Regions from separate parts of the Homo sapiens genome. Here all the other regions are linked to region 1. A link is a contact called in ENCODE Hi-C or POLR2A ChIA-PET data. All regions are on one chromosome and are shown on one strand. Each heading gives the region's core, a stretch centred on a gene start or an enhancer-like site at or near the end of the contact. The rest is flanking DNA. Distances are from core to core; before and after follow the strand shown.

Region 1 (7,545 bases), core at 2,023-4,522:
TGTAGAGACAGTGTTTTGCTATGTTGCCTAGGGTGATCTTCAACTCCCACACTCAAGTGGCCTCCCCAAGTGTTGGGATTACAGGCATGACCCACCAGGCCTGGCCCTGATTTACATTTTAAAAACTGCTTTGGTTGCTTAAGACTCTTGTCAGGTGAACCTTTGTAGTGCTGATAATTGTATGTATCTAACTTCCCAGAAAAGGATTTAAATGTGGTATAGAGGTAGGACTACTAATTTACTATTAAGAGGGGTGGGAATGGCTTGCACTGTTTGGTTACTCTGGTAACCACCAAAGTGCTGCATTTTCTAAATTGAAACAAAGTTGGGTGTGCAGAGACAGACTAGAAGTGGAGCTTCATCTCTGAAGTAATGCATGTTGTTCATTGGAGCAGGCTATTTCTTTTGAAGCCTCCTTACTCTGTACATGCAACCTTTATTCCCACCGGGTTCTTAGCAAGATTTAGAACACCTGGAATTCTTGACTCTTGCTTCTTCCATTCATGGCCTCTTTTGCTTTCATACTTCCTTTCCCCCCAATCTCCTCTTCTGAAATAACCTGAACTGTCTATGGTCTTCTTATCCCACTTGTTTGGCACCAAGAGATTATTCCTTCTCTTGGCCCTAATTTGGGCTTCTTGGCATTTTTCCTATATGCCTGATATCTGTGGCCAACCCCCCAAAAAACTTAGAAGTAGATATAATTCTCCATGTGGAAGTAAAGATTCTTGTCCCAACATTGGGTATGAAAAACCTGATCTATAGTCTCTTCTTTTTTTTTTTTTGAGACAAAGTCTCGCTCTGTCACCCAGGCTGGAGTACAGTGATGTGATCTTGGCTCACTGCAACCTCCACCTCCTGGGTTCAAGCGATTCTCCTGCCTCAGCCTCCCGAGTAGCGGGGACTACAGGTGTGTGCCACTACGCCCAGCTAATTTTTGTATTTTTAGTAGAGACAGGTTTCACCATGTTGGCCAGAATGGTCTCGATCTCTTGACCTTGTGATCCACCCGCCTTGGCCTCCCAAAGTGCTAGGATTTCAGGTGTGAGCCACTGTACCCGGCCAATTTTTTGCATTTTTAGTAGAGACGGGGTTTCACCATTTTGGCCGGGCTGGTCTTGAACTTGGGACCTCAGGTAATCCACCCCCCTTGGCCTCCCAAAGTGCTGGGACTGCAGGCGTGAGCCATTATGCCCGGTCAGCCCTGATCTATAGTTATGTTTTTGCTGTTTTAGTTGGAAGTACTTCGAGGCCAGGCTTAGTGGTTCACATCTGTAATCCCAGCACTTTGGAGGCCAACGTGGGCGGATCACTTGAGCTCAAGACCAGCCTGGCCAACACAGTGGAACTGTCTCTACTGAAAATACAAAAAATTAGCCAGGAATGGTGGTTCATGCCTGTAATCCCAGCTATGTGGCCAAGGCAGGAGAACTGTTTGAACCCAGGAGGCAGAGGTTGCAGTGAGCGGAGACCGTGCCACTGCACTCCACCATGGGCTATAGAGACTGTCTCCAAAAAAAAAAAAAAAAAAAAAAAAAAAGCGCAAATCAGGTTCTCAAATTCCTTAACTAAGGAAAAGAGCACAGAATTCTGGACAGATTCTGGATAAGGTACTAGTTATCAATCATGCTCACCTTTGCTTGTTTACCTTCCATAACTGCCACGCAGGAGTTGGTAGTACCCAAATCAATACCAACAACTGCTCCCTTGATTGCTTCTGATCTGTAAGACATTTAGAACAGTGTCACAGCTATTGTTATCTTGATAGACCAAAGTCACTGGAAGATAATATTTAATTGGAAAATTAACAGTGGTATACTACATAATCTCTAAATAAATACAGATAAATAATTACAGAGAAGAATAATCACAAATGTAGAAAACACTGCTTTGAAGTTTAATATGTATTCCCTCTCAAAGGAAATGATATTATACTTACGCATAATCCCGCCTTGAAACAAGTCTAAAAGCCTCATGACTAAGGCCATTCCAGCTATCCTAAAAAAGAAAAAACTGACTCAGTCACCAACCAGTGTGTATCCTGGGAGGAAAAAGAGAAAACTTGGGCTCACTTAGTATATAAAATACATTAAGCTACTAAAACAGTAAATATTAAAGTTTCCCAAATAAGTAAGACGAAAAAAGGTAAATAAAAGATGGCCTTAGAATCACATTACAGTAGGATTTCTCAACCGTGGCGCTATTAATTTTGGGCGAAATTTTTGTGGTGGGGGCTGTTCTGTGCATTGTAGGATATACAGCAGCATCCCTGGCCTCGACACCCTAGAAACCAATAAGCACCCCAGTAAGTAAGTGACAACCTAAAATATCCACAGACATTGCCAGATGTCCCCTGGGGGAAAACACTTCCCCTTACCTTGCCGTGCAATTAGTTTAAAAGAACTAGAGTTACTAAGGGTCTTTGAAAGAAAAAAGAAAAGTAGTGGCGTTTCACTAGGATAAAAGACCTTTATTACAACTTAACCTCAGGCTCCTTCCAAGCCTTCCTTAATGCCCACATACAATTCCTGTTCTCTAAAGCATTTGTCTTTTATTTTAGAAAACAAGTAACCACTCCATAGCCTTTTCTCCGCCCCACGATCTGCTTTTTTTTCTGAAGTAACAAACGAGTACAATCTTACACCACAGATTTTGAGAAAATGTTGCTAAGCACGAAAACTGGAGTTCCGACTCAGAGCTTTCTTATTTTATTTCACCGTATCAACGGGATCCTTACACACTCTGTATTCTGTAGAGGAGCCAAAAATAAAACTGAAAATAGTGGCTTTCCCAATAGACTGCATCCCTCACCCCCAAGGCCAAACCTTTCCATTCAGCCACAGAACAGGCCATGAGGACCACTACCTGGTAATTTTGAAATGACACTCTAGATCGCGAGGGGTGTGACTCAGCAGGGCCCAAGCCGGAGGCAAAACCTTGGGCAAAATCTTGACCCGGCAGCGCTAACTATGGAAGGCCCGTTACCTTCCTTCCCGCCTGACCTATACTGGAGAATTCAAACCCTAAAGGGCGCGCGGCCTGCCGCAGCGAAGCCCGAGGCCCAAGGCCCGAGGCCGTGACCCCATTCGGGAAGGTCCCAGTTCCTCACCTGGTGGCGGGCGGCCGTAGGGCCCCGGGAGGCTGCGGCGCCCACGAGACGGGCTGCTGCAGCTCGGCTGGCACTTATCATGGCGGATAAATGGAGGAGTACGAGGCAGCAAACAAGCGCTCCGACGGCAAAGAGCTGCGCGATGCGGTGGCGGCAGCGCTTCTGGAAACCTCCAACCACGTGGGGTGAGGGGCGGGGGTTGGTCACTGCGGCCCAGAGGCCCGCTCTTCCGCTGAGGCGCCGCCCGCGCCGCCTGACCAGAGGATACTCGACTGCCGCTCCCGGAGCCAGGGCGTACAGGTAATATGCTCCGCAGCATGATGGTTGGAGAAAGCCTGCCCTCCTGTCCCGGCTGCGGCGGCTCTGAGCTCAGAAAGAGTCCAGGGGAGGAAGAGGGATATGAAGGCCGTATCTCGGACAGCCCCGGTCCTCGGCGACAGGAAAGACTCAAGGTCACACGGGATAAATTGCGAACCGATTACAGTCTTCTTGCGTCAGTTGCGCGGGAGGAGGAGCCTGTTGGCGCAACAGACATCCAGCTAAGAACCTAGAGCGCATGTGCGCAAGGAGTGGCGGAAAACATGGGTGGAGACTAACTGCGGCGCTCACTGGGTGCCCGAGTGCACGCCAGCGTTCCCTGGGGCGAGCCCGGGCGCGTGCACACCCCCCGGGCGTGGACGTGTTCCCAGCTCCCGCTCCTGGAGGACGGCGCCATCTTGTCTTGTGGCTTTGTGAAGTGAGGACGTCAGTACTTTTGTTGTTTGGTCCCGCCCGTTGTTCACAACTTGAAAGACACTTGGATATGCAGACAGACGTTAAACAATTTCGTGTTGCGTTTTATCACAGGGGTCTTGGGTTTCCAACTACGAAGCGTTTGATTCACACAGAACATTAGGCCAATTAGCCTGCACAAAGGGAAAAAAAAATAGCTGAGCTTGGCCGGGCGCTCACGCCTGTAATCCCAGCACTTTTGGGAGGCCGAAGCGAGCGGATCGCGAGGTTAGGAGATCGAGACCATCCTGGCTAACACGGTGAAACCCCGTCTCTACTGAAAATACGAAAAAGTAGCCGGGCGTGGTGGCAGGCGCTTGTAGTCCCAGCTACTCGGGAGGCTGAGGCAGGAGAACGGCGTGAACCCGGGAGGCGGAGCTTGCAGTGGGCCGAGATCGCGCCACTGCACTCCAGCCTGGGCGACAGAGCGAGACTCCGTCTCAAGAAAAAAAAGAAAAATAGCTGAGCTTCAGGCTCTTCCTCTCCCCACTGTGCTGGGCCTGACTTGAGACTCCTCTGGCCCTTTTTAAACCTTGTGCTGGTGGCAGGATGTCAACTACTTCACTACCCTGTGACCAGTTTTTAGGTTTTTGTTTTTTTTTTTGAGGCAGTCTTTGTCGCCAGGCTTGAGTGCAGTGGCGCCATCTCGGCTCACTGCAACCTCTGACTCCCTGGTTCAAGCTATTCTCCTGCCTCAGCCTCCCAAGTAGATGGGATTACAGGCGCGCGCCACCACGCCCAGCTAATTTTTATATTTTTGGTAGACACCGGGTTTCACCATGTTGGCCAGGATGGTCTCGATCTCCTGACCTCGTGATCTGCCTGCCTCGGCCTCCCAAAGTGCTGGGATTACAGGCGTGAGCCACCGCGCCCAACCCAGTTTTAGATTTTTAAGAAGAGGAATTAATTGATTCAACAGATATGTTTTGGCATGCCTACCGTGTGTCAGTCACTCTCCCAGGTGGTAGGAATACAGCGAAAGCAAAACACGAACGAATGGCTGATGACAGATTGAACTTGATTTTGGAGATGAAGCAATTTGTCCTGGAAGCCCGCTTTCAAAAAAAGAGAAATGTTTCAGACCCCCTATCTCTTCAGGAAGATCTGTATTATTAAGTAGTCACCCCTGGGTGAGGAACTGTGAAGGAAATGTTGGGGAAAGTTGGGGAGGGAAAGAAGCTAACTGAAGAGTTTACATTCTGAGGAGGATGGCAGTGGGAGTAAGAAAATAAACAAAAGTCTAACGTAACATGGGTTATAGATTATATAGATTCTAAAAGTTTTTAAAAAGCCTCCCACACACTCTTAACTGTCAGCTATTACTATATTATCCTCACTAGTTACTTAACACTTCATTTCTCTTGTTTTTAGTTCTCTCAGAAGGCAGGGGTGGCCAGGCGGTGGCTCACGCCTGTAATCCCAGCACTTTGGGAGGCCGAGGTGGGAGGATCACTTGAACCCAGGAGTTCGAGATCAGCCTGAGCGACAGAGTGAGACTCCATCTTTAGCCTCTGTCGCCCAGGCTGCAGTGTAGTGGTGCAGTCTCAGCTTACTGCAGCCTCCACCTCTCTGGGCTCAGATGATTCCAGTGCCGCCTCAGCGCCCCCCTCCCCCGAGTAGCTGGGATTACAGACATGCGGCACTACGCCTGGCTAATTTTTGTATTTTTCGTAGAGACGGGGTTTCGCCTTGTTGCCCAGGCTGGTCTCCAACTCCTGAACTCAAGGGATCCGCCCGCCTCGGCATCCCAAATGCTGGAATTACAGGCGTGAGCCACTGCGGCCGGCCAATTTTTTTTTTTTTTTTTTTTAAATTGGCTGGGCATGGTAGCAAGCACCTGTAGTCCCACCTACTTGGGAGGCTGGAGTGGGAGGATCACTTGAGTTCAGGAATTTGAGAACAGCCTGGGCAACATGGCAAAACCCCATTTCTACAAAAAATTAGCCGGGCATGGTGGTGCACCTGTAGTCCCAGCTACCAGCTACTCGGGAGGCTGAGGTGGAAGAATCACCTGAGCCAAGAGAGGTCGAGGCTGCAGTGAGTCGTGATTATGATTGTGCCATTTCACTCCAGTCTGGGTGACACAGCGAGACATTAAAAAAAACAAAAAACAAAAAAACAGAAAGAAAGGAGAAAGGAAGGAAGGAGGGAGGGAAGGAGGGAAAGAAGGAAGGAGAAAAGGAAATAAGGAAAGGAAGGAAAGAGAAAGAGAGAAAAGAAAGATGCGGCCGGGCGTGGTGGCTCACGCCTGTAATCCCAGCACTTTGGGATGCTGAGGCGGGTGGATCACCTGATGTCAGGAGTCCGAGACCAGCCTGGCTAACATGGTGAAATCCTCGTCTCTACTAAAAATACGAAAATTAACCAGGCGTGGTAGTGGGCACCTGTAACCCCAGCTACTCGGGAGGCTGAGGCAGGAGAATTGCCTGAACCCAGGAGGCGGAGGTTGCAGTGAGTGGAGATTGCACCACTGCACTCCAGGTGACAGAGCCAGACTCCGCCCCCCCCCCCCCCCAAAAAAAAAAGAGAGAGAAAGGAAGAAAAATGAGAAGGCAGGCTTTCTTAAAGGCTATCCAAACAGGCTCATGATTCCTGTTTGTAGAGATTTAGATTCTAAAACAATATACCGATGCAAAGAAGACAGAGGAGTGACAAATAATATTGAACATTGAAATGCAATAAAAAACATTATGTTCTTACGTTGTACATGACGGGGCGGAGAAGGGCAGGTGGAAATAATTGGAGAAACTGCATACTTCTCACTTCTCTGTTGTATTAACTGGTTCTCCTAAGAGTTTTTCTTTTCTTCTTCTTTTTTTTTTTTTTTTTTTGTATTTTTAGTACAGATGGGGTTTCACCATATTGGCCAGGCTGGTCTCGAACTCCTGACCTCAAGAGATCCGCCTTCCTCGGCCTCCCAAAATACTGGGATTATGGGCGTGAGCCACCGCGCCGGCCGAGAGTTCGCTTTCCTTTTTCTTGCTCTATACGTTAAAAAGCCACGAAGTGTTAATCAAAAGAATCCTGGAATTAGGCCGGGCGCGGTGGCTTACGCCTGTAATCTCAGCACTTTGGGAGGCCGAGGCGGGTGGATCACGAGGTCAGGAGATCGAGACCACGGTGAAACCCCGTCTCTACTAAAAATACAAAAAATTAGCCTTGCGCGGTGGCGGGCACATGTAGTCCCAGCTACTCGGGAGGCTGAGGCAGGAGAATGGCGTGAACCCGGGAGGCGGAGCTTGCAGTGAGCCGAAATCCAGCCACTGCACTCCAGCCTGGGCGACAGAGCAAGACTCCGTCTAAAAAAAAAAAAAAAAAAGAATCCTGGAATCAAATGTTGTTATCTAAGGGTGTAGGAAACTACGATCCTATGGGTACATCCAGTGTGTTTGCTGTTTCTGGTGGTTTCTCAGGCGCCTTGCAAATACTCTCCACGACCACAAGGGGGATGTGGTAGCGCTAGATATTCAAAGCACAAGCTTTATCATATCTTCAGCGTGAAGGACAGGCTACTGGACTGCTTTGCAAATTAACATGGGCTACAGCCTGAAGGCTCAAGGAAATGAACCTGAATCTAAAAACATAAAGGTTCAGATGAGCAAGAATGGACAGATCCGTAGCTAAATGGTATAATTCTTCTACAGCACAGTGCTGTATTTCATTTC
Region 2 (7,545 bases), core at 2,778-5,277, 1.6 Mb after region 1:
TCAGTCCTTAATAAAACTAATAATAAAAACTAAGTTTAAGGCACTTACAATGGGCCAGGCATCATGCTTACATTTCATAGGTTGCTCAGTTCATCTTCAAAGTGACACTATAAAGCAGATATCAATCTTATTCCTATATTTTTTGGACGAGGAAACCAATGCACAGAAAGATTAAGTAACTCACTCAAAGTCACATGGTCAATATGTGGTGATGGAGTCCAAATGCAATCCTGTCCCTCTGGATCCAGACTCCATGCTCCTCCCAGAAGATTCTACTGTCTCAAAAGCTCTCCCACAGTCTGCTCCATCTCTATCTTATTTCCCACAACTCCCCAGTTTCCACGGTTCAGTTAGGCTGGTCTTACAGCTATGCCCACCATTACCTAATTTCATTGTCTTTGCTTTTTTTGTTTAATCATGCATCCATTCATTCAACAAAGCGTGGCTGATCTTACACTATGCTGATAATTTCATTATTATCTTTGCTCATTCATTCATTCATCTAGCCAGTGAATATTTACTGAGCCCCTGCCCCGGCTGCTCAGATCACCGCCCTGACCCAGAATGTTCTCCTCACCTACCACCTCTCCAAATCCTATCTTTTTTTTGTTTTTGTCTTTGTTTTTTGTTTTGTTTTGTTTCTCTGTGATGGAGTCTCGCTCTGTTGCCCAGGCTGGAGCGCAGTGGCACAATCTTGGCTCATGGCAACCTCCACCTCCTAGGTTCAGGCGATTCTTCTGCCTCAGCCTCCTGAGCAGCTGGGATTACAGGCATGCGCCATGACGCCTGGCTACTTTTTGTACTTTTAATAGAGATGGGGTTTCACCATGTTGGCTAGGCTGGTCTTGAACTCCTGACCTCAAGTGATCCACCCACCTTGGCCTCCCAAAGTGCTGGGATTACAGGCGTGAGCCACTGTGCCTGGCCAATCCTATCTTTCAAGGCTCTGCTACAGACCCTTCCTTTCATGTATCCCACCTTAGCCAATGCAGCTGGCATGGCCCCTCTTTCCATGAACGCTGCGGGCATGGAAGGACATGACATAGTTTAGCATTCAATTTCACAGCAGCCTGGCAAGGTCTCACACTGTCTTATCTTCCCATCAGAAATTGGATGCCTGACCAAGCCAGGGCACATGCTCCTTCTGTATCCATCAGTCTTGAGTGTACATTAGGCATCCAAGAAACATTCTTTCATCCAGTTGTTCAGAGAACAAATGTGGTCCAATAAAAATACAATGGTTTAAAAAATGGCCCTTTAAAAAATATTACGAATCTGGGTTCTCTTTCTTTGCCCTGGAATTCACCTAAAGTTTATGATAGTCTTGTGAGGTAGGTATTATTATCTCTATTTTACAGATAAGGCAGAGACTCAAAGAAGGTGAGTAACTTGGCCAAGTTCACAAAATGGATAAATCTCAGAACACAGGCTCCCAACGACTGCACCATGTTGCCTCCACAGTCCTTGGACAGTTCTCCCGAATGAACAAATATTGAAAATTCATTGTTACTTCTGTGACTAATGGACTTTCACAGCAAATATGCTTGGCCAGGACCTTGTACCCTGACATTTTTCTTTTATTTCCAGGAATGGAAACCCACACTGCTGTTGTGAAGACACCTGATGAAACTCCAGCAACTTCTACATCTGGCCTGCTGCTTAGTCCTGGGACCTGAGGTCAAAATCTTAGAAAAGAGCCATGTGAGATGCATTCCCTGGCCTCATCTCTGTTCTTGGATGCTGTCAGCAACACTCCTTGAGTTTTTACCCACATAATAACACTTTCCTCAGCATGGATGTGGAGGTGGGGGTGAGGAATGTTCTATTTTTCCTTCGATGGTTACGCCCTCACCCTACCAACTCAGTAAAAGGGGAGTGGTCAGGGAGCGTACTGAGAATGTGTCCTAGCATCTTTTCTTCCCTAGCACAGCCTTCATATGACCCAGCTGCCATGAGAAGCTTGCCTCCCTTCTAAGGGAATTACCCCTGCCTTCCACTCCATCCTCACCTTGCCCTGCCCAGATTAGAGGCACGGAGGCATGTACCACAGGCCTGAAAAACTGTCCAGCCAAAAAGCCTGACTGCCTTGAGTACTATCAGGGTGTAGTTATGGACGTGCCTGTTTCTGCTCTTCCCTCTGCATTAGTGCTCTGCAAAGGGTGGCTCTTACCCTCAGATGGTCCAGAGGTAGTTTGGGGTGTGCATGGATCACCTTCACTCTTCAGAGGCAAACAGACAATGCTGCTCTTCTCCAACAGCCTCTGAAGGACACCACCTACTGACTGGTTCTGAGATGTTTGCTGCCCCAGAGTCTCCCACCTGCTTCTTCCTCCCCCTCAGTCCTTTTTTGTAGCCTCTCAGCCTCCCTTCTCTTAATGCTCTTAGCACCCTTTCCTGGGTCTCTATTTACCCTGCCCTCCCTTTCAGCAACTCCTTCCCAAACCACTGCATACTTCTCCTTTCTTTCCAATCCCTCCTCCCTTCCCAGCACTTTCGCCCTCCATTGAATCCCTCAAGCCTCATTCTGGCCCCACTCCTCCCCTCACCCTCTATCCCTGCCCTCCTCAGATCTGCCAAACACCTCAGGCCTGGCTGCCTCTGTCCTGTTCCTACCAACCTTCTGACCATGCCTCTGTGCTCCTTGGGACCTGGGCTCACATTTTCAATCTCTTCTCTCCTATTAGTACAGCTCTGTCTAGAGCCATGGTTCTTCTCTACCTTTCACAGCTGTCTTCTTTCCCACTTATATGAGTTTCTTTAAGTGTGAAAATTAAAAAGTGCCACTTAAATACAATGATTAAGTCATAATAAACAGTACAAGTTGTACTTATGTGAGACATACCACCCATACACGTTTGATCTTCGAGAACCACATCTCAATCTGCCCATGGCCCATTGCCTGACACTAAAAGATGCTCACAAGAAGTTGACTATAAACTAACTTCTTGGTCTAAGATCCTAAACTCTTGAGAGGGAAGGTTTCAATACATATGAAACCTTCTTGGCAGTGCAGGGATGAGGAGAGTAAAACTGAAATGAAAGTCAGCAAATAGTGAAGGTGTGAAATAGGCAGTGACTCTCACACTGAGACCTCCAGGGGATGTTAAATTTTCATTTCGAAGCTGATAGTCTTATCTGGGAAGCCTAGAGAGTAACAAAAGTTGTAGGCATATACTTATATTAGAGTGGTGCAAAAGTAATTGCTGTTTTTGCCATTTAAAAAAAAAATGCAAAAACCACAATTACTTTTGCACCAACCTAATAGCAAGCAAGGGGAGGAATATGGAGAGAAAATCAATTTCTAAAATGAAAAATAAAAAATTTTTTGCAAGTAGGACTTGCAAGCTCATTCTAGGCCTTGCTCTGGGAGCTTTTCGGTAACTTCTCTTCCTGTTGGAACAGAAGAAGGAAACCTTCAGGACAGAAGATTCTGTCCCCCTTCCCCCTCCTGATGTGAATGAAGTCTCATTACACTCTAAAGTACTGGCGGGACTACTTGTTGCAAGGTTTATGGGGAAAAGTAGCCAGAGAGCAATCCAGTTATCAGCCTCAGCCCCATTCCGCTCAGGTACAGCTCGGGAAGTAAGCCCCCAACCCTAGTTGGGTCTGGACCAACAAGACACGAGGAGGCAGCAGCCCACAGCCGACCCCTCATGCCACGCACTGAGCAGGGTTCCGCATGGACGCTGGTCTTGCCTCCCAGGCGCCTGAACTAGCGGAGTTGGGGTATCGGGTGGAGTCTCGGAGAACCAATCCAATCTGAGGGGGACGCCTGTGGGAGTCCTAAGTATCCAGCGCAGCTGGGAGGCCCACGTTGGGAAGTCGGAGACCGACCCCGCCTCCCGACTGCGCCGACTGCAAGAGAGCGCTTCCGGCGGCGCTTGGAGGCCGAGCAGTTGGGGGCGGGGCTCGTGCTGTGACGCAAGCCTCGCCTCGCCCCGCGCCGCGCGCGTTGCCAGGGTGATCAGGTGACTCCCGGTTCGCGGCGCTGGGAGCGGCCGTGACGTCAGGCGCCCGGCTGCTCCTCACTTGCTCTGAGACAGGTGCGGCAAGTCTACTGCGGGCTGGTCCGGGCTCCTCAGGTTCAGACCCGACCGTTATCCAGTCGGTTCGTGGAGAGGAGAGGTGAGGTGCAGCGGACCTGGCCCGACCCAGCTGGGACCAGGGCGGGGATCAGGCACGGACAGGGCGCGTCCCCGGGCTCCCTGGGGAGCGCCCTGAGAACTGGGGGGCACCCGGGCTGGCCTGGCTCAGGCAGGGGTTCGCGCAGCCCCTGGGGAGGGGCAGGGAGGCAGGGAAGCTGCTGCCGCCAGCTGGATCCCTCCCGGCGCCCCGCGGCTACTCTGGGGCTCCTGGTCGCCGCGCCGCGCGTCTCGGCGGTGGACTCACAGGGTCTCCGCGTCGCTGCGGTTCTCGTCTCACGAGGAGTCGGCGGGCTCGGAGCGGGGCTCGCCACACCCCGTCCCGGGGGACGTCCGCGGGAGGCTTCTGGATTTCTTCGCCTTGGGCTGCGATTTCTGAGGCGCTGCTCTGCCTATTCCGAGCTGGGCCAGCCGGGGGCAGGGGGCAGGTCGCGAGTCCCGCGGGTGGGAGCGGAGCGGAAGTAACTAGTGACTGGAAGTAACTAGGGAACGCAAAGCCGGCGCTCGGAGGCCGGGGTGTTCAGAGAAGGCGTTGCGGGGGAAAGGAATCCCGGCTGCTGTTGAGAGCCGTGGATTGGGATCTGAGCGGACCTGTTGGAGGAAGTGAAATCTGAGCGGGGTCCTGACGGGTGGGAACTAATCTCCCGGTAGCAGTGGAGGTTGCAGGGGGGAGAGAAGGAGGGGAGGACCCCTGGGGAAGGAGACCATGAGGAAAAACGATTTGGGGACTGACTGGACCGTCTGCTGGGCTGTTTTGGGGGAAAAAAAGTTTGGAGAATTAGGTTAGGGAGGATTAGGAAAGGACCCTTGAGTGCCCACCTGAGAGGCACTGTGTGCTGTGGGGAGCCATTGAAACGTTGGCTAGATTGGGGTAGGGGGAACACTGAGGAAGTTGGTGTGAGGGGAACACTGAGGAAGTTGGTGTGACATTCCGGCAAAAAGGTGACAACACTCTTCTCTGATGGGATTCCTCAAACCCTGCTTATGAAATACTTGTAACCGACAAGGGTAGGGGCTCAGGCAGCCAGGTGCCTTTTTCAGCCATTGTTGGCAAATTTTTAGAAATTAAACAAAAAATAATTGTACATATTTATAGATTTATACAATATGATACATGTAAACTTTGTGGAGTAACCATGTTAGCAGATTTTTAAAAATTCCTTTTTATGAAAGGACCCACCCAAGGGCAGCTCATTTTCGAGTATCTCATTTGACGGGATTTAATGACTGGTTGGGAGCTATGCCCCCCTCAGTATGCAGGGAGATTATAGCGTCCACAACACTTTGCCCTTCAGAGGTTTCAGAGTGACTTACAAACACCTTGTATCCCTAGGGTGAAACCCAAACCCCAAATGACTGGTAAGAGATTTAATAGGGGGAAGTTATTAAAGGAGAACCAGCATCCAAACATTCATGTGGGGCATTGGATTCGCTGAAAGGAGTCCCATACTATTTGTTGATTGTAGATCAAAGATCTCTAGACCTGGCCTGGTGCGGTGGCTCACACCTGTAATCCCAGCACTTTGGGAGGCCGAGGCGGACGGATCACGAGGTCAGGAGATCGAGACCATCCTGACTAACACGGTGAAACCCCGTCTCTACTAAAAATATAAAAAATAAGCCGGGCGTGGTGGCGGGCGCCTGTAATCCCAGCTACACGGGAGGCTGAGGCAGGAGAATGGCGTGAACCCGGGAGGTGGAGCTTGCAGTGAGCCGAGGCTGCGCCACTGCACTCCAGCCTGGGCGACAGAGCGAGACTCTGTCTCAAAAAAAAAAAAAAAAAAATCTCTAGTCCTTTCCTGCCAGCTTTGAGTTTCTCCGTGTAAGGCTGCGTAAGTGTTAGTTGGCTATTTTGTCTTAATTTCCTGAGCAACAGGAAAAATATATTTTGGTTATATGAAGAGGAATGCTTTGGTAATTTATGATTTTTCCCAGCCCTGAAATTTATTGGTGCTAGGACCAAAAATACACAGCTGTCTATTTTATTTTATTTATTTGTTTATTTTTGAGGCGGAGTCTTGCTCTGTCGCCCAGGCTGGAGTGCAGTGTCGAGATCTTGGCTCATTGCAACCTTTGCCTCCTGGGTTCAAGAGCTGTCTATTTTATATTGAAACTTACCAAAGTCTGTTTTCTGGGAGGTAGTGAAATTATTTTGTATTTCTTTGACTCCAGAAAACAGAATTGGACCTCCAGGGATCCTGTACAGTGAAAGGCAGGTTTGGGAATTGCGAAGGAAGGTGGCCGCAGCTGGTTTGTGCGTAAATATAGAAACCGGTGCAGCACTCAAAGGAGTGCAAATCCAGGGTGAGACCTGGGGAAACGGGACTTCCAGTCAGATCAGTGAAGTCATTCTCTGTAAAAGAAGCCCCGAAGTGTGTAAAAGGCCAGAGTAGTTTTTTCCCCGTGTGTTCCTGTTGAGTGGTAGAGATTATGATAGTGATTTTTAAGGGGCTTTGCAGGAGCTTGTTAATATTAAGAATCGCTGGAAATCAGATGTCTTGGCCTCATTAAAAAATTTAGAAAAGTAACTGTTTTCCAAATCTCTTTGATACTATTTGAAGTGGCCAACTAATTATGGTTCCTTTGGAAAGAAACAGTCCACCCCCTCCTTTCCCAAACAAAATAACTATGTGCTGTCAGGGCAGTTAAGTAGGCCAAAAGTTTTTGGAAATTTTCTGCTTTCATTCACCCAAGCCACCCCCACAAGTTTTCTCATTGGTAGAGAACTTAAGACTTTACTGTCAGGAAAAAAATGTTAGTGTGTTTCCCTAAATACAAACTATAATAAACAACAGGGCTGGCCTTTAATAGAAATGCTCTTTCTTAAGGGGGACTGGGCTGAGGTGAAAGGCAGGGCTGGGGTATGGGCTGGAGCATTTTGAGCTCACATTTGTCAACTAAGGCCTTGAGCAGGGCACTCCTTTCTTGGCATGGAAACTTTCTTTGACCTTGAATGCGGGTCAGTACCTCCTCACAGAGGTACCAAGGAGAATTAATGAGAGGCTTATATGAAATTTGAGCTCCTCCAAAGCAGAATATTTTAATTCTTGGATGAATGGTATATTTTGAGATGTGATAAAAGTTTTTTAAAAGAGTTTGAAGTTCTAAGTTTTTGGAAAAGCCCTATTCAAGTCCTTCCTTTTTTTTTTTTTTTTTTTTTTTTTCAGAAACAGGGCTTGCTATGTTGCCCAGGTTGGTCTCTAACTCCTGGGTTCAAGTGATCCTCCCACCTCAACCCTGTGAGTAGCTGGGACTACAGGCGACCATGCCTGGCTATCTAAGACCTTTTTGCTGATTTGGTTTTTTTAATTTTTTTGAGACAGGTTCTGGCTCTGTTGCCTGGGCTGGAGTGCAGTGGTGTAATCGCAGCTCACTGCAACCTCCACCTCCTGGGCTCAAGCCA
Region 3 (7,545 bases), core at 2,636-5,135, 1.1 Mb after region 1:
CCAAGCTTCCCTTCTTCTTGGGGAAGGGGGCTGTGGTGGGGACAGTCTCACCCAAGGGCAGAGATCCTCACCCCATCCTTCCTGGATGTCCCCCGCTTGTCTCATTGGCATCTGTGGTGGAGAGTTCTTTGTGGATGGCTTGCACATGACATTTTCTGTTTCTGTAACACTTTCTGTGTGGACAATTCTGTCCTTTTCCTCTGTGGCTCCCATATGGGTTGGATAGGTGACAGTCTAGGTCTCCCTCCCAAGGTGTTAATTTCCAGCAAGGGAAAACTCCAAGATCCACCCCCTAAACTGGGCCAGACAAGTCAACACCCCTTCCCTGAGGAAGCCATCACCACTGGGACCACCTGGCCTTCCTCCATTGCAGCCTGTGGATCCCTGGCCTCCCGCCTGAGTTGGGGGTGGGGGTGGAGGCATAAGTCTGAAAAAAAAGTGGGTAATAGTCAGCAGTTCCCTAAAGTAGAATTACTACCCACCCTCTGCCATGGACCCCAGCATAAAGCTTTTTGTGGGGCGTGCATGACCTGACTCTGTACTGGCGTTAGGCTTCAGGAGATCTGTGGAATAGAGTTTGACTTCATGGATCCTAACCCTCTGAGACCTGCTGCTGACTCCCAGGGAGCAGGTCCTCCCTCACAGTCTGTGCCTCAGCTTCCCCAGAAAAGGTAGATGGAGGTGAGTTAAATGCTTGGAGATCCTACACCTGGGCTTTTGCTTCCTTTTTCCTTGCACGGTCAGTGCCCAACACAGTGCCTGACATTCACACTGAGGCCCAGCATACCTATCTTTAAGCAGTTTGGAAGTGATCTTCTGGGGGTGATGGGCGTCTTAAAACGGTTTCCATAGCAAGCACCTTACTTTTACTCACATGGGATGTTTGTTTGGAGGGGGGCATTAAAAGGACTGCTGGCAAGGAGGAGAGAGACTAAACGCCTCCCCAAGGGAGCCATTTCTTGGCATAGTAGTTAAGGGAGACCACTTCTCAGCATTCGGAAGGAACTGGTTGGGAGCAGGTGTCCACGATGTCTGGGGAGGGGTCACTTCGTGTGGTCTTGGATATCAGGAGTGGCAGAGAGGCAACACATTCCAGATGAGCTCTGCCCTTTGACACCTCCCCCCACCCCACCCCGGCTGGGTCAAGGCCCCAAGGCCACATATAGAAGGCGTGGAAGGTGGGCACCAGCTGCTGCTGCCAGGAGATCCATGCTCCATAAGCCCTCGCGCCAGCCTCGGAGACAGCCAGGCTGCGCAGAGCAGAGGAGAGGAAGCAGCGAGGTGGGAGACAGTTTCGCTTCTCCCACCGAGGCCGCGCCTGTGGCTGCAGGCGCCCGGATCGCCACAGTTAACTCCCTGTTATCTGGGCCCCAATCGATCTCAGGCTGTAACGTTTAACCCTAGGCTGACTTCCCCAACCGCCCTCCCCCTCTCCCTCCCCTGCTTGGGTCTGGGGACTGCGTTTTCTTCGCCTCGCAGAGGAAGGTCGGCCTTGCACAAATCCGCCCCCACGAATCCCAAAGAATTGGAGAAAACTTCCACTTTGGGATTATATGCAGTTGGGATTATATGAGCCCGGGGCTTGCACCATGGGTACGTGAGGTGAAGACATCTGCAGCAGCAGGATTAATTAGCCTAAGATGGGCATATGGAGGCCACTGATGGAGTGAAAGCGGGATATGCGGGCCCAACTCTGTCCCCACTGGGCGCCTACTCTGGCAAGGCTGAGTTTTCCTTCTGTCTTTCAATCAGTACCTATTGAGCGCTGCTGTTCCAAGCATTGTTTCGGGTTTTGAGTGCGTAGGCCATGGTCTCAGGGCACCAAATGTACGTAGTCGTTTTAGCCCCGGGACTCAAGAGTTGAGGCTGATGCCTGCCTGAGAGATAAAATATCCTTTCTCGGATCAGTTTCCTCACCTGAGAAATGGGAACGGGAATCTCCGCCCCTTTTCTCCCGGGGCCCTAGTGCCCACTGAATCCATTAAGGAGCTCTTGGAAGGGTGGGGTCTTGGAACACGCGTCTACCTCCCAGGACCCTCGACTAGGAATCTCTGGCCCGCCGCGCACCTGAGCTGGGGGGCGCGGCCAAATTCTCCCTCCCGGTCCTCGAAGCTTCTGGCCCCGCTCTAGAGGGGGCAGAAAGATAGCAGATTTCCCCGGAGGTGCGTCTCTAAACCCAGACCGCCTCACCAAAGCGGGGAGGTCGTCCTTTTTTTTTTTTTTTTGTAAAGTTGCGGGAAATAGGCGAAGACGGGGCGCGCAAGGGAGCTGAGCCTGGGTGGACCGCGTCAGGGCGCGGGGAGCTCGAGGCGCAGCGGCTGCAGCTCCGGCCTCAGAGCCCGCGGCGTCCAAGTGGCCCGAGCTGCGCTGGGAGGGAGGCGGCGGGAGGAGGGAGGGGAGCCGAGGTGGAGGGGGTTGGGGGGAGGAGGGAGCGGCGAGTCCGGTCCGGGTTTTGCCGGCAGCCCCCGGGCAGCGTTCATAGCTCCTGCCCGGGCGGGCGCGCGGCGGCGGCGGCAGAGGCGGCTGAGCCTGAGCGGGGATGTAGAGGCGGCGGCAGCAGAGGCGGCACTGGCGGCAAGAGCAGACGCCCGAGCCGAGCGAGAAGAGCGGCAGAGCCTTATCCCCTGAAGCCGGGCCCCGCGTCCCAGCCCTGCCCAGCCCGCGCCCAGCCATGCGCGCCGCCTGCTGAGTCCGGGCGCCGCACGCTGAGCCCTCCGCCCGCGAGCCGCGCTCAGCTCGGGGGTGATTAGTTGCTTTTTGTTGTTTTTTAATTTGGGCCGCGGGGAGGGGGAGGAGGGGCAGGTGCTGCAGGCTCCCCCCCCTCCCCGCCTCGGGCCAGCCGCGGCGGCGCGACTCGGGCTCCGGACCCGGGCACTGCTGGCGGCTGGAGCGGAGCGCACCGCGGCGGTGGTGCCCAGAGCGGAGCGCAGCTCCCTGCCCCGCCCCTCCCCCTCGGCCTCGCGGCGACGGCGGCGGTGGCGGCTTGGACGACTCGGAGAGCCGGTAGGTGTCGGGCCACGGCCCTCCCTCGACCCCCCCCGGAGGCCGGCCCCCTCCCCTTCCCCGCCTACCTCCCTCTCCTCCCCCGGGGTTCGGTGCGCGGCCGGGGCCGGAGTTCGCTGCAAGTCGGCGGAAAGTTTGGCTGCGCGGGTTCCCCCGAAGTTCAGGTGCGGAGAGCCGGGGACGGGGAAGGAGGGGTCCGTATTTGGGAGGGGCGGGGGGCGCCCGCACCGTAAGCCGCGGAGCCCCGGAGCCTGGGAGACCTAGCGCCGGTGATCGCTTGGTGGCCGCTGCTATACCCAAGCCTCCCTAAGCCGCAGTATGCTCGGTCGCAGATCACTGAGTTCAGACAAAAAGAGGGGTTTTAGGGTCTGGGACGGCGGCTTGGGCGCCGTGGAGTGGGGCTGGGACGCTCCTTGCGGGGTGCCGCCCCCCTCCCCCCCACTACTCCAGTTCGCGGGCGCTGGGGCAGCGGGCGCCCGGGGTCCTCACCTCTTGGCGTTGGGCGGGCGCTCAGCCTGCGGGGGCGGCTGCTTGTAGATCTCTGGCGCGCACTCCCCCCATCAGACCCCGCTCGCAGCCCTGTGTTGAGGGGCGACGTTAACTGCTCTGGGCGCCCTCGACCACGCGTGGCTGAGCCTCCCCCACCACTTGGAAGAAGCGGCGGCTACTTCTGCATTTTTCCTCCGGCTCCTCGCCCCCGCTGCCCGCGGGGTGCCCGGCGGGCTGATGAAGTTTGACCTTTTTTTTCCATCAAAGTATCTCCCCCACCACCACGGTGCCCCGCGGCCCCTCCCTCCCTCCTTTCCCAGCCTTGGGGAGTCTTTTGAGCTGTCTCCCGAGCCCCGCGTGGGCCACGCAGCGTGCAGAGCCTGGGAGGGAGAATGGGGGTGTTCCTCTAGCTGCGGAACTGTGGGGGGCGTACGTCCCCGGCGCCTGCCACGCTGCACTGGCCCCAAATTTACCCATGAAGTTCGGCCCGACCCCCCTCCCCTTCGCTTCCCCGGAGCGGAGTGAGGGGCTGAACCGCCGCGAGAGGAATGTGTTAATTTTCTGGCTGGGGGAAGTTGTCCTCGCCCGGAATGGGCTGCTTTCCGGCGGGGAGCGCGGGGTGCGCCTGGCTTTGTTTATTTGTAGGATCGACGGAAAGCGAGTGACCCCGGTTTTTAAATGGGGGGCCACCTTCGGGACCTGTCAGAAGAGCTGAAACGCCCAAAGTGGGAGCAAGATCTCTTTTTGTTCTTTTTTCCCCCCCGGGAATCTGAAGGGGTGCGCGGAGTTGGGCTGGTGCCTCGGGCTGCAAGGAAGCACCAGTAAATTTGGGGGGTTCTGTAGTGACTCATTCGGAAAGACCCGCTCCCTGAAGTCTCCCGCGACGGGGGTCTGAAGGTTTGGCAACCGCGCCCTCCTTTGCCCCCTGGACTTTGGGTGGTCTGAGAGTCGCGCCTTCGGATGGGGGGGGAGCTAAGGGGGTGACCAGCGGACCAGACTCCTGACCCCCACCTTTCCTCGCGCGGCGGGCGCTGTTTGGAGCCCTTGGATTTGTGGTGGGCCCTGTCCCCCCCACCCCCGCATTTTCTTTGGAAGCGTTGGGGAGGGGGCGTGTGTGAGATCGCTCGGCCCTCGCCCCCGCCGGAGCCGCCCCAGGGCCGCCGGCAAACAGAGTCCCTTTCAAGTTTTCCGCTGGGGCCGCCTGGCGGGGGCTGCGAGCGCGGTCGCTGCGGACTTGTTTGGAGCGCGATTTGAACGCCCGGCTCCACCTCAGCTGCCCCAGGCCGCGGGGTGGGGGGCGTCTGTCCTTTGCAGTTGGGAGTATTTAAATTAGACGTCTTGGGGGACCTACTGGCCTAAGCTTCACCTGATCCCCCTCCTGAAAGATGCCCGTGCCTTGGTTTCCAACCGCCACTAGAAAACCGGGAACTGAGACCGAAGCCCCCTCTAAACCCCTTTCTGAGAGCCGTGCGGGGAAACTCAGGCCGGCGGGCTACCTACCCGTAACTGCGTATTGTTGATTTAGCAGTTTCCCTAGATGAGAGTCAGGCTGGAGCTTGGGGGGGTGGGGAGTGGCCCGCTCTGCAGCTGTCACCCCCCTCCCAGAACGGAAATTGTCCTCTCCTTGGGGAGGAGGGAGAGGGGGTGATGGTTTGATTTTTGCCCTGGGAAGAGATGGGAACAGCTGAAGGAGATTGGCCTCCGAGTTCCCAGCCAGCCCCCGGAACTTGGGTAGAACCCCCCTACCCCTCATCCTCGCAGTAGCTGGGTCTCTCCCAGGGACGCCCCTAGTCAGCCTTGGCCTCCCTCTCCATGCCACCTCCCTTTCCAAGGTGAGCCTCTGCAGAAGACAGACCCTTGGCTGGCTGGCTGTCGGGTTGGTGCCTTATTTATGTGTGTATCTGGTCCTGGCCGTTTTCCCCGCTCAGCAGGTGACCCTGGCCAGGGCCTCCTATCTCTCCCGCGACAGAGCCTGTTGACTTACCCGAGGGCCAGTGGCCTCGTCTTTATCACGTGAGGCCTGGAATGTCCACCCAGCTGGGCTAGGCTGGGCTGGGCTGGGCTGGGGTGGGTGGGGGAAGGGGAGGGGAGGATTCTGCATCCAGGGCACCGGCCAGCACAGGCCCATGTTCCATGGGTTCCCACTGTGACCCTCAACTCTTGCTGCCCCTTTCCTGCTCTGCCTGCCTCCTACTCATTTGGCACATGTGAAACTGAGACCCATAGGAGTGTGGGGGCAGGCTTGTATCTGGGTGAAGAAACAAGTCCAGGGGAATGAAATACCCTGCCTTCTTCAGGACTGACTGCACCTTGTTGTTTATGGGAGGATGGAGTGGAGGGAGTCTTGCTAGGAGGGAGAGAGGGATGTGGGCTGGGCTGACTTTCCAGGTTGCAGGATAGGGTGGAGGAATGAGGGAATACGGGTGAGCCAGACCCAAGCCTGGGTTCCTAGAGCCCCTGTCTGGTGGCTTGATCATTTAGTCCGAATTAACAAGCATGATGCTCTGGGGCATGCCCTAATTGAACAAGAATGGGGGGGTTCACACATTGTTATTACGTTACTATTGCCCACTCTTTATATGTTATTCATTTGTTGGCCCAATATGTTTGTATTGAGCACCTACTGTGTATCAAACCCCACCCTTCTGGTGGTACACAAATGAATCACTGCTCCAGCTCTGGAGGCAGGCCCAGGATAGAAGCTCCGCCCCGTTTCCCCGCCCCCTGGGGCCCTGATTGGGGCTTTCCCTCTTTTCTTTTTTCTGGGGCTCTCCCTCTCTTACCCCCACCACCTGGTCCCATCCTAGCCGCCGGCGCGCGCGCGCGCGCGCGCGCGCGTGTGTGTGTGTGTGTGTGTGTGTGGCTGTGTATGTGTGTGTGAAGTGTCCTTGATTAAGTGTATTAATAGTTAAACTCTCACTCATAGCTGGAACTCACCAGACCACAAAAAGCCTCCCCCGTTACTCACGCGCTACTGCCCAACAAGAATATCCCACTAAAGTTTTTTTCTGCTTTCTCTTACTTCCCCCTCACCTCCCCCCAACGCTGAGCCCACCCTTCCTGGATTCGAGCAATGAGAAAGGACTGCCCCCTAAAGACCCAGGAATCTCCAACCCTCCACCTGCCCCCTAAAGCCAGAGGCAGTGTCAGCTGACAGAGATGAGGCTGTGTGGGCACTAGTCTGTTGTTCTGGGATGTGGGAATCTGGGTGATGTGTGCTTATGACTCAGGACATGTGTGTCTCTAAGTAGTGTATCTATATCTGTGAATCTCTGTGTTGAATGTCTGTCTCAGGGTGTGGGAGTCTGAACATACATGGATTTATGAATCAGGGCATGTATATTTGTCCTGATCTAGAAGTGTGTGGATCTGTAGTGTATGTGTACATGTGTGTTTGTGAATCTGAGATTGTATTTCTGAAGATTGGCTATGTCCCTGTGAATCTGGGAATGAATATATTCTGTGAGCTGTGTGTGCTTGGAATTTTGGAGAGTTTGGATTTGTGATTTGTGTGTATCTGTGTGCTTTGTATATGCTTATAAATCTGGGGGATCTGACTCTGAGTAGAGTGTGTCTGAATTGTGAATGTGGGAGTGGGCCTGTCTGTGCTGTATGGACAGTGGTTTCTCTCTGTCTGTGGTGGCGGCTGGCTATGTTTTCCTTTCTCTTTCTGTATCTCCGTCTTACTGAATCTCCCCCTCTGGTTGTTTGAGGCCCTGAATGTGTGTGTAGCATGGAGTGTGTGTGTGTAGAACTGAACCTCTCACACCCAGTCCTTCCCCCTGCAACCCCTACACCCCTTCCCTCCCCAGCAGTAACTGGGCAGCCTCCCCGTCTGCCTGCCTGCTGGGAGTTTTGGAAGCCGCAGAGGGAGACAGGCTGGGGCTGGGGTGACAGCGTGTATCCACGGCAATGGTAGCATGTGATTACGGGAATAAAAGGATTTTAAGGTCATGGGTGGGTTTTCTGGAGGGAGGGGGTTGTGCCCCCACAACCCACCATTTGGTGGAGCCAGTGGCAGCAAAGGGCCAGCCTGTGTGTCTCCATGCTGGG
Region 4 (7,545 bases), core at 1,958-4,457, 1.0 Mb after region 1:
GTATTAATCAGTTCTGGGAGGGTACACAGGGGACGTAGATCCTAAGATAGTATGGCGATGTTAAGACTGGGCCAAGCTGGGTTGTAAGTTCATGGTGGGTATTTTCTCTTCTTCTTTTTTTTTTTTTTTTTTTTTTTTTTTTTTGAGATGTAGTCTTGCTCTGTCGCCCAGGCTGGAGTGCAGTGGCGCGATCTTGGCTCATTGCAATGTCCGCCTCCCGGGTTCCAGTGATTCTTCTGCCTCAGCCTCCTGAATAGCTGGGATTATAGGCATGTGCCACCATGCCCAGCTAATTATGCATTTTTAGTAGAGAGGGGGGCGTTTCTCCATGCTGGTCAGGCTGGTCTCGAACTCCTGACCTCAGGTGATCCGCCTGCCTCAACATCCCAAAGTGCTGGGATTACAGGTGTGAGCCACTGTGCCCAACCTATGGTGGGTATTTTCTTTTTCTCTCTCTCTTTTTTTTTTTTAAGACGGAGTTTCGCTGTTGTTGCCCAGGCTGGAGTGCATGGTGCAATCTCGGCTCACCATAACCTGCACTTCCTGGGTTCAAGCAATTCTCCTGCCTCAGCCTCCCAAGTAGCTGGTATTACAGGCATGCACCACCACGCCCAGCTAACTTTGTGTTTTTAGTAGAGACAGGGTTTCTCCATGCTGGTCAGGCTGGTCTCAAGCTCCCGACCTCAGGTGATCCACCCACCTCAGCCTCCCAAAGTGCTGGGATTACAGGCATGAGCCACCGCACCTGACCCATGGTGGGTATTTTCTATACTTTTAGTTGCTTTGAATCTTTTTAGAGGGAATACACAGTTTAATCTCAGATAAGCTTACCATGTCTGCTTATAGTTAGTTCAGGGAGAGATTGATATTGATACATGTTTCCATCGGTTTGTCTGTCTTTATACTAGAAGGCAACAATATTAAGAGAGAAATAGAAAATGAGAAAATGAGAGTGCTAAGGGATTAAGTCTATCAGCTGCAGATGATTTGATTTGTCAAATTATGTCTTTCAAACTCATGTAAGTTAATGAGTTACTAATATTTCCTGAGTTTTAAAAACTCATAATTTTAAAATATGTAAGCAGTTGTTTTTAAATATTAGCTTAAGTGTTATGCTGGGAACATAAGCAAGTAGTAAAAATTAAATTGTTTCTGTTGCAACCCTAGTTAAGATAGGAGTGAGGCAGGGAGAATGCAGGTACTATAGTAATGACAGACTGCTCCCCTTCAATCTGTCTTGAAAACCTGGGGCCGGGCGCGGTGGCTCATGCCTGTAATTCCAGCACTTTGGGAGGCCGAGGCGGGCGGATCCCTTGAGGTCAGGAGTTCTCAAGACCGGCCTGGACAACGTGGTGAAACGCCATCTCTACTAAAAGTACAAAAATTAGCCGGGCCTGGTGGCGGGCGCCTGTAATCCCAGCTACTCGGGAGGCTGAGGCAGGAGAATTGCTTGAACTTGGGAAAGACAGGTTGCAGTGAACCAAGATTGCTCCACTGCAGTCTAGCCTGGGCGACAAAGCAAGACTCTGTCTTACAAAAAAAGAAAAAGGAAAAAAATGAAAACCTGGAACACACCTTGGCCTTCTAAGTCTCATCTCTTTTTCCAGTTTGTGCCATTTTGCCCTTTGCCCTCCCGTGCTTTCCCCTCAAATCTTCTTGGTAGTGAGTTTTCTAGTATCACCTTTTATCTCTGATGCTTTTTAACTCATCAGACATAAAAGTAATGAGCTCTGGTGTGCATTATAATTCCTTGAGGCCTTGTTAGAACAGTTTGGCTCCACCTCAGAGTTTCTGACCTGGTAGTTGTGGGGTAGAGCCTGTGAATTTGCATTTCTAATAAGCTTCCTTGTGATGGTGATCCTGCTGTGTCAGTATCTCAGTTTTGAGAACTACTGGTTTAACTGTTGTTTCTTTGCAGTTCAGTAATCTTTTTTTTTTTTTTTTTTTTTTGAGAGATGGAGTCTTGCTCTGTTGCCCAGATTGGAGTGCAGTGGCACGACCTCGGCTCACTGCAACCTCTGCCTCCTGGGTTTAAGCGATTCTCCTGCCTCAGCCTCCCGAGTAGCTGGGACTACAGGCACGTGCCACGATGCCCGGCTAATTTTTTGTATTTTTAGTAGAGATGGCGTTTCACTGTGTTAGCCAGGATGGGTCTCGATCTCCTGACCTCGTGATCTACCCACCTTGGCCTCCCAAAGTGCTGGGATTACAGGCATGAGCCACCACGCTTGGCTGCATTTCAGTAATCTTAAAAGAGTTTCAGTAATCTTAAAAGAGGTTCAGCTTAATTTCCCAAATTAACATGATTCTCAGACATTTCTTTTTTCCTTTTTTTTTTTTTTTTTGAGGCAGAGTCTCGCTCTGTTACCCAGGCTGGAGTGCAGTGGTGTGATCTCGGCTCACTGCAACCTCCGCCTCCCGGGTTCAAGTATTTCTCCTCCCTCAGCCTCCTGAGTAGCTGGGACTACAGGCAAGCGCCACCACGCCCAGCTAACTTTTATATTTTTAGTAGAGACAGGGTTTCACCACGTTGGGCAGGCTGGTCTCTATCTCTTGACCTTGTGATCCGTCCACCTCGGCCTCCCAAAGTGCTGGGATTATAGGCATGAGCCACTGCACCTGGCCGATTCTCAGACATTTCTAACTTGTACATTTCTAATATTTTAGATCCAGATTTAAAGAACCATGGTACAGCAGAACACTCAAGTCCTTACCCTTGGGTTAGATACTTTGTATTTTGTTTTCTTATAAAATTGGGAATAGGTCTAAATGATCTCTTATGACCCTGAAATTTTATATATACATACATATTTTAATATATGTTTTAATATGTAAAATATGTAACAATGTATACATTGTTATATATACATTGTTATATATAACACACAAATAGGTATTGATGTATGTAATAAACACATATGTAACATGTAACATTAAAAGATATATTAAAATATGTACTTTTTTTTAGAGATGGGGTCTCACTTTGTTACCTAGGCTGGGGTATAGTGGCACGATCCACTGCAGCCTTGAACTCCTGGGCTCAAGCAATCCTCCTACCTCAGCCTCCCAGGTAGCTAGGACTACAGGCTCTCTCCACCATGCTGGGCTAATTAAAAAAAATTTTTTTTGTGGAGATAGAGTCTTACTGTGTTGACCAGGCTGGTCTGGAGCTCCTGGCCTCAAGCCATCCTCCCACCTTAGCCTCCCAAAGTGTGGAGATTACAGACATGAGCCACCGTGCCTAGCCCTGAAATTACAATGCTATGAATCATAATCTTTGTTTAAATATTTTCATAGTGTGATTTTAACCACCAAAGAGCCTCGATTTGTATAGCAATATTCAGACTACTAAAACTTGACTTTAGAGCCATTTTTCTACAAAGTTAATTATAACCTCTCTCAGTTTCCCATCTTGTTCCTTTCACCTTACACCATAGGGTGAGGACCAACAGGGTAAACAAATCTTTCCCATGCTATTTTTATTTTGTTTCATAATTGTTATGATTGGGGAAGGAGGGTGGTTTAAAAATAGCTTGTAAAGAAGCGTTAATTTTTACCAACTAATAGCTTAAGTTGCCTACTCAAGGATATAGTGAAAGGGAAATCTGCACATCCCTTGAAGGATGCCTTCCCCTCAAGGAATTTAGAGGGTTTCTTTTTGCTATAGTGTTGTGATATATATATATGTCTTAGGCTTTCAAAGTTTCAGTGTTCTACTTTAATTATCTGTTTTTTTTCTTTTTTTCCTTAAAAAATTTTGTTTTTTTGAGACACAGTCTCTATTGCCCAGGCTGGAGTGCAGTGGCATGATCTCTGCTCACTGTGGCCTCTGCCTCACGGGTTCTAGCGATTCTCCTGCCTCAGCCTCCTGGGTAGCTGGAATTAGAGGCACACACCACCACACCCGACTAATTTTTGTATTTTTAGTACAGTCCAGGTTTCACCATGTTGGCCAGGCTGGTCTTGAACTGCTGACCTCAGGTGATCCACCCACCTCGACCTCCCAAAGTGCTGGGATTACAGGTGTGAGCCACCGCACCCGGTCAATAATCTTTTTATAAATTGAGAATGTTCTACTTTAACTGTCAAAGTTCCTTACCCCATCACTTTTTTCTAAACATAATTATATATACATTCCTGCCTCAGTATCCATGAAAGGTTGGTCCCAGGTCCTTCCATGGATACCAAAATCTACAGATGCTCAAGTCCCTGATATAAAATGGCATAGTATTTGCGTATAACCTGTACACATCTTCCTGTATACTTTAAGTCATCTCTAGATTACTTATAAAACCTAATACAGTGTAAGTGCTCTGTAAATAGTTGTTATGCTGTGGTGTTTAGGGAATAATGACCAAAGAAGTCTGCACATGTTCAGTACAGACATCATTTTTTCCCCAGTGTATTTGACCCACAATTGGTGGAACTCATAGACACAGAGGGCTGGCTGTACTTTATTTCCCTATTGTTCTTTCTCATAAAATAGAAAGTTGAAATTAATGTATACGTTTAAAGCCAACTGTTAAAACACAGCCTTATATATTTGGGTATTATTTTTTTCTGCCCACATGTTCCGACTAGATCGATGCCTTTATTAAATTTTAAGATTCAACTTCAGTTTTCATCATGATGTAGAGATATCAGTTTTATAGATTGTATGTTTATTTGCCATAATTGGGTTTTCACTATTTAGATTACACCCCAAATGACAGTTTTTTTTTTTCCTTGAGTCGGAGTCTCGCTCTTGTTACCCAAGCTGGAGTGCAGTAGCACGATGTTGTCTCACTACAACCTCTGCCTCCTGGGTTCAAGCGATTCTCCTGCCTCAGGCTCCTGAGTAGCTGGGATTATAGGAGCCCCCACCACGCCTGGCTAATTTTTGTACTTTTAGTAAAGATGGGGTTTCGCCATGTTGGCCAGGCTGGTCTCGAACTCCTGACCTCAGGTGAGCCACTGTGCCCAGCCATGATGACAATTTTTAACAGCTATTTTAATCCACACTTACAGTCAGGATAATTCTTGCACAGACCCAGTTGGTTAAAAAAAGAAAAAGAAAATTTTAAAGGGTAATTTATTTTTCAAATGGGCAATATACACACTTTTATAAAATTCAAAATGTGTAAAAGCAATATATATAGTTCTCATTCTCACCCCTAAGCTTTCCTTCCTAAAGGCAATTATTTATTAACTAGTTTCTTGTGGGTTTTTTTTTTGTTTTTTGTTGTTTTTTTTTTTTTTTTTTTGAGACAGAGTCTCACTCTATCACCCAGGCTGGAGTGCAGCGGTGAGATCTGGGCTCACTGCAACCTCCGCCTCCCTCGTTCAGGCAATTCTCCTGCCTCAGCCTCCCGAGTAGCTGGGACTACAGGCGCGCGCCACCATGCCCGGCTAATTTTTGTATTTTTAGTAGAGATGGGGTTTCAGCATGTTGGCCAGGCTGGTCTCGAACTCCTGACCTCATGATCCGCCCACCTCAGCCTCCCAAAGTGCTGGGATTACAGGTATGAGCCCCTGTGCCTGGCGTTTCTTGTGTATTCTTGGGAGATATTTTATGCACATGTAAAGATGGATAGTTACGTGCTTTTTCTTTTTTAAAAAAGATCTGTTTCTGAATCTGAATGTCCTGTGTGTGTGTATGTGTGTGTGACAGAGTCTCGCTCTGTCACCCAGGCTGGAGTGCAGTGTCACAATCTCAGCTCACTGCAACCTCCGCCTCCTGGGTTCAAGCGATTCTCCTGCCTCAGCCTCCCCGGTAAATGGGATTACAGGTGTGCGCCACCACACCCAGCTAATTTTTGTATTTTTTTTAGAGATGGGGTTTCACCATGTTGGTCATGCTGGTCTCGAAGTCCTGACCTTGTGATCCACCCGCCTTGGCCTCCCAAAGTGCTGGGATTACAGGTGTGAGCTACCGTGCCCAGCCCAAATGTACTTTTAAGAATAAAAAACTGGCCAGGCACTGTGGCTCACACCTGTAATTCCAGCACTTTGGGAGGCTGAGGCGGAAGGATCGCTTGAGTCTAGGCATTAGACACCAGCCTGGGAAACATAGTGAGACCTTGTCTCTGCATTAAAATAATAATAATAATAATAATAGGCCAGGTGCGGTGGCTCACTCCTGTAATCCCAGCACTTTGGGAGGCCGAGGTGGGCAGATCACGAGGTCAGGAGATCGAGACCATCCTGCTAACACGGTGAAACCCCATCTCTTCTAAAAATACAAAAAAAATTAGCCCGGCGTGGTGGTGGGCACCTGTAGTCCCAGCTGCTCAGGAGGCTGAGGCAGGAGAATGGCGTGAACCCGGGAGGCGGAGCTTGCAGTGAGCCAAGATCGTGCCACTGCATCCAGCCTGAGCAACAGAGCAAGACTCCATCTAAAAAAAAAATTACATTAAAAAAAATAATAAACAACTTTGAGATAGGGTATTACAGTAACATTTAGTGTACAATTTGAGTTTTGACAAATATAGTTGTCCAATCTCTACCAAAATAATGATTTTGAACATTTCTATCACTCCTCAAATTTTCTTCATGTCTCTTTTATAGTTATTCCCCCCTCCAACTCCCTCCAGCCACTGGAACCATGGATCTGCTTTCTGTCACTATAGTTTTGCCTGTTCTAGAATGTCATATAAATGGAATCATACATCATGTAGCCTTATGTCTGGCTTCTTTCACTTAGCAGTATGCTTTTGAGATTCAGCTGTATCAGTGCCATCAGCCAAGGAAGTGTTGAATGAGTGTGTTAAATGTCTATTAGCCTAAGTTTGGCTTAGGGTTTTAAAATTATATTGGCTCCTGAAATGGACTGATGGATCTTGTATTCTGCTTAGATAAATCTTAGCTCTTGAGTTAAAAACCTTGATGTTATTCAGCATGGAAAAAAGTAACTCAGTTTGAAAGGGGCAAAAGATTAAAGCGAAATCAAAAGTAAAATTCCACTTAATGAACATGGCAGGACTTCAGAATTGTTCAATTGTTAAATTGTTAAATTCAAGTTATATTTTAATTAACAACCTGTTGCTATAGCAATGTCTTAAATAAAGCCAGGTGTTCTTAGTTATACCAACCTGTGCTGTCAGTAATATTTGAGAATGGGAACTATACAGTAGGCTATTACTTTTTTTCTTGAGATGGGCAGAAAATCTCTATTTTAGAGACATAAAATCTAAAATTTGAGATATTTGAGTAAGTTAATCGTTATCTCAATCCAGAGCCTTCTTTTTATTCAAACTTTATTTCTTTTTTTTTGAGACGAAGTCTCGCTCTGTCGCCCAGGCTGGAGTGCAGTGGCGTGATCTTGGCTCACTGCCAGCTCCACCTCCCGGGTTCACACCATTCTTCTGCCTCAGCCTCCCGAGTAGCTGGGACTACAGGCACCCGCCACCATGCCTGGCTAATTTTTTATATTTTTAGTAGAGATGGGGTTTCACCATGTTAGCCAGGATGGTCTCGATCTCCTGACCTCGTGATCTGCCTGCCTCAGCCTCGTGCTGGGATTACAGGCATGAGTCACTGTGCCTGGCCCTTTTTCAAACTTTATTT

The links. A loop is a pair of places that touch in the nucleus more often than their neighbours do. ChIA-PET counts read pairs that join two places held with the same protein, here RNA polymerase II (POLR2A). Pooled maps may share reads with other maps.
Region 2: a map of CD4-positive, alpha-beta T cell shows a loop between it and region 1 (4-fold over the local background). The contact joins the promoter of CYSTM1 here to the promoter of HSPA9 in region 1. A Hi-C loop is called at or near these places in 2 of 168 maps with a recorded cell type or tissue (CD4-positive, alpha-beta T cell and naive thymus-derived CD4-positive, alpha-beta T cell) and 6 of 50 pooled maps.
Region 3: a pooled map shows a loop between it and region 1 (4-fold over the local background). The contact joins the promoter of CXXC5-AS1 here to the promoter of HSPA9 in region 1. A Hi-C loop is called at or near these places in 3 of 50 pooled maps. POLR2A ChIA-PET finds 5 or more read pairs at or near these places in 2 of 52 experiments (GM10248 and GM12878).
Region 4: POLR2A ChIA-PET joins it to region 1 with 14 read pairs in T-cell. The contact joins the enhancer-like site here to the promoter of HSPA9 in region 1. POLR2A ChIA-PET finds 5 or more read pairs at or near these places in 2 of 52 experiments (T-cell and endothelial cell of umbilical vein).

The regions. Positions count from the first base shown.
Region 1 is chr5:138,572,129-138,579,673 of GRCh38, forward strand. HSPA9 (heat shock protein family A (Hsp70) member 9) reads right to left here and starts at 3,273. Exons shown (of 17, transcript NM_004134.7): 1 at 3,110-3,273; 2 at 1,940-1,998; 3 at 1,635-1,722. The coding sequence starts at 3,190. The region is part of intron 1 of LOC105379193 (a long non-coding RNA gene); the gene reads left to right. RefSeq lists enhancers at 2,854-3,501, 3,018-3,067, 3,308-3,587, 3,502-4,150, 3,728-3,867 and 1 more.
Region 2 is chr5:140,171,161-140,178,705 of GRCh38, forward strand. CYSTM1 (cysteine rich transmembrane module containing 1) reads left to right here and starts at 4,028. Exons shown (of 3, transcript NM_032412.4): 1 at 4,028-4,125. RefSeq lists an enhancer at 3,606-3,835 and a silencer at 4,126-4,415.
Region 3 is chr5:139,645,843-139,653,387 of GRCh38, forward strand. CXXC5-AS1 (CXXC5 antisense RNA 1) reads right to left here and starts at 3,886. Exons shown (of 2, transcript NR_149086.1): 1 at 3,493-3,886; 2 at 3,157-3,339. CXXC5 (CXXC finger protein 5) reads left to right here and starts at 2,507. Exons shown (of 3, transcript NM_016463.9): 1 at 2,507-3,003. RefSeq lists silencers at 2,435-3,564, 3,765-3,934, 7,005-7,054 and an enhancer at 4,727-5,227.
Region 4 is chr5:139,590,669-139,598,213 of GRCh38, forward strand. The region is part of intron 1 of UBE2D2 (ubiquitin conjugating enzyme E2 D2); the gene reads left to right. Among named protein-coding and RNA genes, the nearest start is that of UBE2D2, 33 kb to the left of the region's middle. Within about 2 kb of position 3,208, at least 6 of the 41 ENCODE cell types and tissues checked have a DNase peak (open chromatin) inside an H3K27ac peak, as active enhancers do.